Linked DNA regions of Mus musculus: region 2 is linked to region 1. A link is a loop called in an ENCODE intact Hi-C map of the cell type or tissue named here. Cell type or tissue: heart. All regions are shown on one strand. Links, peaks and the distances in the headings refer to the core of each region. The heading gives the core; the rest is flanking DNA.

The links. A loop is a pair of places that touch in the nucleus more often than their neighbours do. Peaks named below come from ENCODE experiments on the same cell type or tissue, not always from the same donor. Only the 100,000 strongest peaks of a DNase experiment are listed, where the experiment ranks them.
Region 2: a loop joins it to region 1, with 1.9 times the contacts of the local background. A loop is called at or near these places in 4 of 42 quality-filtered maps.

The regions. Positions count from the first base shown.
Region 1 is chr14:40,823,339-40,826,259 of GRCm38, reverse strand. All of the region lies in intron 6 of Sh2d4b (SH2 domain containing 4B), which reads left to right. Among named protein-coding and RNA genes, the nearest start is that of Sh2d4b, 69 kb to the left of the region's middle. In heart, for the core only: no CTCF peak of the experiment used is centred there; no DNase peak of the experiment used is centred there.
Region 2 is chr14:40,977,772-40,980,692 of GRCm38, reverse strand. It overlaps Gm31839 (a long non-coding RNA gene), which reads right to left. Exons shown (of 3, transcript XR_874532.1): 3 at 1-1,154. Among named protein-coding and RNA genes, the nearest start is that of Gm31839, 4.9 kb to the right of the region's middle. In heart, for the core only: a CTCF peak has its summit at 1,525 (motif pointing left); a DNase peak (open chromatin) is centred at 1,512; H3K27ac peaks cover 597 bases.

The sequences.
Region 1 (2,921 bases), core at 252-2,751:
ACACTGCTGAATAAGATATATGTGCTATATACACGGGTGTTATATGATATGGCTTAGAAAATCATGAGAAGACAAAAGTCTATGTGTATTTGGTACAGAGTAGATTCTCCTGATGTTGTCTTTTGTTGTTGCAGAACCTGCAGGTATATAGAGGGCAAACTGTGCATACATGTGGGTGACATATGCATGTGTCACCTACAGGGGAGAACTTCTGGTCACTACTTTCCTCTCACGGTAATGTGATTTGACCTTCTTGCTTCTCTGTGACTAAGTTTTTATGTAAAATTAATTCTTCTGACCTTTTCCAGGGGAAGTATTTCCAACTCCACAGAACTTTCTCTTCTGAATGTATGCAGTGTTTGCAGACATAGAGGCTGGCTTCCTGAGATGGCTGGAGTCCTAGTCAGTGTTCTATTGCTGCTAAGAGACACCATGACTACAGCAACTCTAATAAAGGAAATTATTTAACTGGGGCTGACTTAGAGTTCAGACTTTTAGTCCATTGCTGTCATGGTGGACATCAAGCTGGAGAATAACTGAGAGATCCATGGGTGGCAGGAACAGAGAAACACTGGATTCAGCTTAAGCATTTGAGACCTCAAAGCCCACCCCTAGAGACACACTTCCTCCAACAAGACCACACCTATTCCAACAAGGCCGCACGTCCTAGTAGTTCTACTCTCTGCTGACCTAGAATATGTCTGTATCGTGCTGAGTTTTGATTCCGTTCTTAGTGAAGGTGGCCATGGGTAGTCTCACTTTAGCTTCTTGTAGTCATGGTTAGCCCTCCAGTTTCGTTGAGTCAGCCTCTTGCTTTCTAATCCTTAGAGAGCATCCTTAAGGAGCATCCTTAGATCCATCTGTCTGTTTCTGTCGTCCTCTGTAGGCTTTTATGCCATGAAGGTCTTGTGTTAGTGTCTTGTTCCCATCATTGTTTGTAACTGCAAGTTGTCATAGTCTATTTGGATGGCTATAACAGCTATCTGAGTCTGGGTAATCTATAAGGAGTATACATTTATTTACTTACCATACTGAGAGCTAGAAAGTACAAGGTCAAGTAGAGATGCCCACTGAGGGCACTGAGGTCAAGAAGAAAAGGTTGAGTGGGCACAGCAACAATCTTGAGGAGCTCTGTGTGCTGTGCAAGTGCAGACCCCTCTCTTCCACCAGGTGGGATCCTGATTCCAAATGCTTTATCTATCTTTTCTTCCACTTGTTGCTTATCTGTTAATTTCTCAGCACTTCGTTAGTTCTGTGACATAAAAGGAGTCTCAGTGTGTTTACTCTTCAGTTAATCTTGCCTTTCATACTTTGTTGAATTCTTTTCCTCATTCATTTTCTGCTTCCATTATCTTTTGATTTCTGCTCTTGCCCTGTCCTGGTTAGTTCTTTGCCTTGAACGTGACACAAGCTGAAGCTATTTGGGAGGAAGACTCTCAGTTGAGGAAATGATTCCATTGGTTTGCCTGTAAGCAGATATGTAAAACAAGGCCCAGTTCTCTGCAGGCATTGCTCCTCACATTTAGGTGGTTCTTGGTGATCTAAGAAGGAAGGCTGGGCAAATCACAGGGACCAAGCCTTTGCTCAGATTCTGCCTCTAATTCCTGCCTTGAGCTCCTTCCTATCCTGACTTCCCTCAGTGATGTACCACAACTGTAATCCAATGAAACCTTCCTTCTCAAATTGTTTTTGTTTATCAGAAAAATAGAAACCAAAATAGGATACCTCCTCCCTTAATATATTTCAACCCCCTCTGCAGGAATGGCTCATTTCTAGTTCTGGATTCTGTAGGTACTCCAAATTAAACACACATGTATAAAGATTTGATGCTAGAATACATACTTGAGTGGGAAAAACACGTTTGTCTTTCTGAGTCTGGGTTACTCCACTTATTTCCCAACCATCCATCTTGCTGCAAATTCCATCATTTCATTTTCTTTTACAGCTGAATAAAATTCCATTGTGTATAGGTACTGAATGTTCATTATCTATTATAATTGATCTTAAAAAACTCTTGTCTGTTCTCATTGTGCTGTGATATTAGTTTTGTTTGTTTGTTTGTTTTTATACTGACCTACAACATGTACTCACGATTCCTTCTGGATTCTCACATTCTCTGCCAGGGAATAGTTTCTTTCTTTTTTTTTCTGAAATATATCCTTTATTAATTAACTTCCTCAAATTACTTTTCTGAGGATGACTTTATTGTACCCATCTCCTTGAAAGATTGTCTTATTAAATGTAGTTGTTTTGCTCTTAGCACACTGACTATATTAATCTAATTTCCTATGGCTTCTGTTACTGCAACTGAGAAGTTACCCTGTTTGATCTTTATTAGAAATCTGCCTGTACTCCCTGGTTGGCAAAGGGAATATTAAGTATCTCTGTACAACGTTAACACATGCCTTTGATGATTCTCAACCACTCGGTTTTAAGACCTCCCTCTATTTGCCCTCCCTTCTCTTCTTGCTTCCTTTTCAGGATTAGAATATACAGTTGTCAGAGTTTCTGTTTTGTCCTCCATGTCTCTGAACCTTTGTCCACTTCCTTAACATTACATTTATATGAGTGGCCCATGAATAGACTTTGTTACTCTTTCAACGCATGTTTTCCTGTTAACACCTTGCAAATGTTCCCCCTTGCTGTTTACATACAATCTACCAAGCTATCAAGTCACACTTCTTCTTCAGTGCCTCAATGCAGTCTACCCTAATTTCTCTTTTATTGTGTTTTCTAGCATTTCTGTCCTTTATGAGTTAACACAGTGTAGAGAGCAAAGAACCCTTGGAGGACTGAGGAGGTCTGAAGACCCAAGTCCAAGTCTGGACTTTACCCTCACCATTTCCATGCCCTTGGGAAATCTTGAACCTTTATATTCTCTGTTACAGTCTGCTGATATTTAGATGTTATTCAAGACTAGA
Region 2 (2,921 bases), core at 117-2,616, 150 kb before region 1:
ATCCTTCCTTCTTTCCTCTTCTCGTCTCTTCCTTCTTTTGTCCTATTTCTGTTAATCTCTTTCTGGTACCAGTGTGTCTAAGCTTCACACCCAAGCCCAGAAATGTAGCCTTTCTCATAAATGGCTTTGGCCTTGTATACTTCAGTGGTTATAACTTATCTCTTCTCCCCCTTCTTCCTCCCCAAAGAATGAATTTCAAGTGAAACCAACTGTGTATGCCCTGATATATGCACAGAAAAAAAAATACATGAAAACCTGGTAATAGCATTTGTCTCCAGGACAAGGCTGTAGTAGTTGGGGACATGGGTGGGAGAAGAATGTTTCACTTAATATGCTTTTGTACATTTATAACTTTTTCCATATGGATGTATTAACTAGCCACACATTTTGAACAAAGCAAATACTAGCAAATTATGTGCTTAGTAAACCTGCTGCCTGGTTCACTGATGAGGAATTTGCTTGTTTTCCTTCAGCCCCCTCAAAGAGGGTTATAGATAGATGTGGTGTGAAACACAGGCCACATGAACTGGAAAATCCATATGGTTTGAGGAGCCTGAAAAACCCTGTGGGCAGCATGAGCAGAGGGCTGGAAAAGAACACAAATCCAGATAAGGGCCTGGGAGAGCCAGGCTTCCTGAGCTGGCAGATCCAGCTGGCCCTGGCCACTCTTCCAGACCATGCTTAGCTTTAACTCATTAGAGAGACAGGAGGCTGGTTCTGCTTCCAGGTGCCTGCCACACATGCAGCTCGAGCAGAATAGAGGTGGGGAATGCTGCAGTTCTTCAGGCAGGGCAGGGGCACTGAGAGAGGGTGTGGAAACTGAGGCACAGACAGCTCCTAAGGCAAAGGGCACCACTTGCCCTTTGAGCTGGGAGTCTTTTAAGTCTCTGCCAGGCAGAGGCCAGACTCTCCTTATCTGACTTTTGTTCCTTTTCCAGCTTTTGTGGATCAAGGGAACCTTGAGGCAAACTTCTGGGGTGTATGGGTGGGGCCTAGGAGGCCCTTGTGCAAGAGGACATCTGATACCCTGCCCCACTGGGTTGTGGAGAGATCATAGAAATGATGCTCTTCTCCTCAGTCAGTCTTCCAGCATCCTCAAAGGGTGTCCATGGGGTTCTGTGCACACCGAGTGACTCGCTACCTCCACATTTTGTCTAACCTCCAATGAGAGAAAAAAGAAACAGTTCACAGCCCTCTAGATATCCACAAATTACTTCTACAATTAATAAATCAGGATTTTATACTTTTAACTCAATAGATATCCCCAACCTCTTAAACATGAAATGCAATCATCTGCCCGGTAATGACTTAGAGTCTTATAAATGTCCCAAGCACCTTTAAATGTTGAAAATAACAGCATAATCATTGCAAGATTGTATCAACGGACTCACCAAATCTGCTTACAGTGCTGGTATGCACAGTGCTGAATAGGCTTTGTTATGCCTTGCCATTAGCAATCCTAGGAGCAGGAGAGACAGGCCGGATAGATATACCCATGTGTTGTCCATCACTGCCCTCTACTGGGTACAGCTAAGCCCCACCCACTTAGACTGTCCATGTTCTTCAGTGTCAGGGCTGCTTCTCTACATTTGTAGCCTTTTACTGGAACTATTTTACAAGACCCCAGGTAAATTGCCGCATAAAAAACCAAAATTGGTAGCTGGCTCAATGGTTTACTAGGCAAAAGTGTTTTCCATACAACCCTGATGACTTGAGTTTGATCCCAAGAACCCATATAAAAAGCCGGATACAATAATGAACATCTTAACCCAGCACTGGTATAGCAAGATGGGAGATGGGAATCTGGAGACCCTTCAGAGCTCATGGGTCAGCTAGTCTGGAGGATGAAGTATGGTAGGAACAAGAAAGACACGGGCCTGTGGGGGCGGGGAGGGGGTGAGTTAAAAATCAGCTCCTCTAGAAAAACAAAAAACAAACAAACAAAAGATCAGCTCCTAACATTGTCCTCTCACCACCACACCAGCACCCAAGGGTGCATGTAAACACTATTACTACATTCTGAAGAGCAACTAGAGCACTGATGGGATGGTATGCTGGTTTGTTTTTATGTAAAGTTCTAAATCTTGGCTGTAGGACAGTGAACATCTTTGATGCTTTTCAAAGCTGATCCACATTGTTACTTTATAGTCATCAATGCTGAGGGCCATTTGAGCAGTTGCTGAAAATACTGTCCTAGACACAAGCCAAAACCCATCTAATGATTCCTTTTATGAAATTCAAGCCACTAAACTCAAACAACAGTTCTTAAAGTCAATCACTGAATGTCCTGTCACAGGGTAACTCTATTCAATCTTCTTATTTATGTATATGTATATATTTTAGGATGCTTCTCCAGTAGTAGGTTTCCATATTGAAATGTACTTAATATTAATTAACTGTCTCTGAATGCCCTCCTCTACCCTGACGCCCACCTTGACTCCATTAAACCTTTCCTGTTCCATGATTCACATTTTCCCTGTTATATCACTGCATGCTGTCTCGTGTCCCCTGAAAGACACCCTATGACCCCTTACTAGCTTCCTGATCTCTGAGATTATTCCAAATGAAACACACATATTAAAAAATTCAAGGTCTGCATTCATATCACAAACATGTAATATTTTGTCTTTCTGCATCCAAGTTCCCTCACTCAGGATGACTCTTTCCAGCCCCATCCGTTTAGCTGCAAATTTGATAATTTCATTTCTCTTTTCTCTTCTATAAGTTTAGAATTCTTTGAGAATTTCATACAAGGTATTTTGATTATATCCATCCCCAACTTTCCCCTTTAATTCCCCAGTTTCCTCTACTCTCCCAATTTTGTGCCATGTGTTTATAAAACTAATGACCCATTCCTCTGCTATGTACTATAGGCCAGCAAATAAGATGTCCAGGTCCAGGAGTAGGGAGCTTCCTTTGGA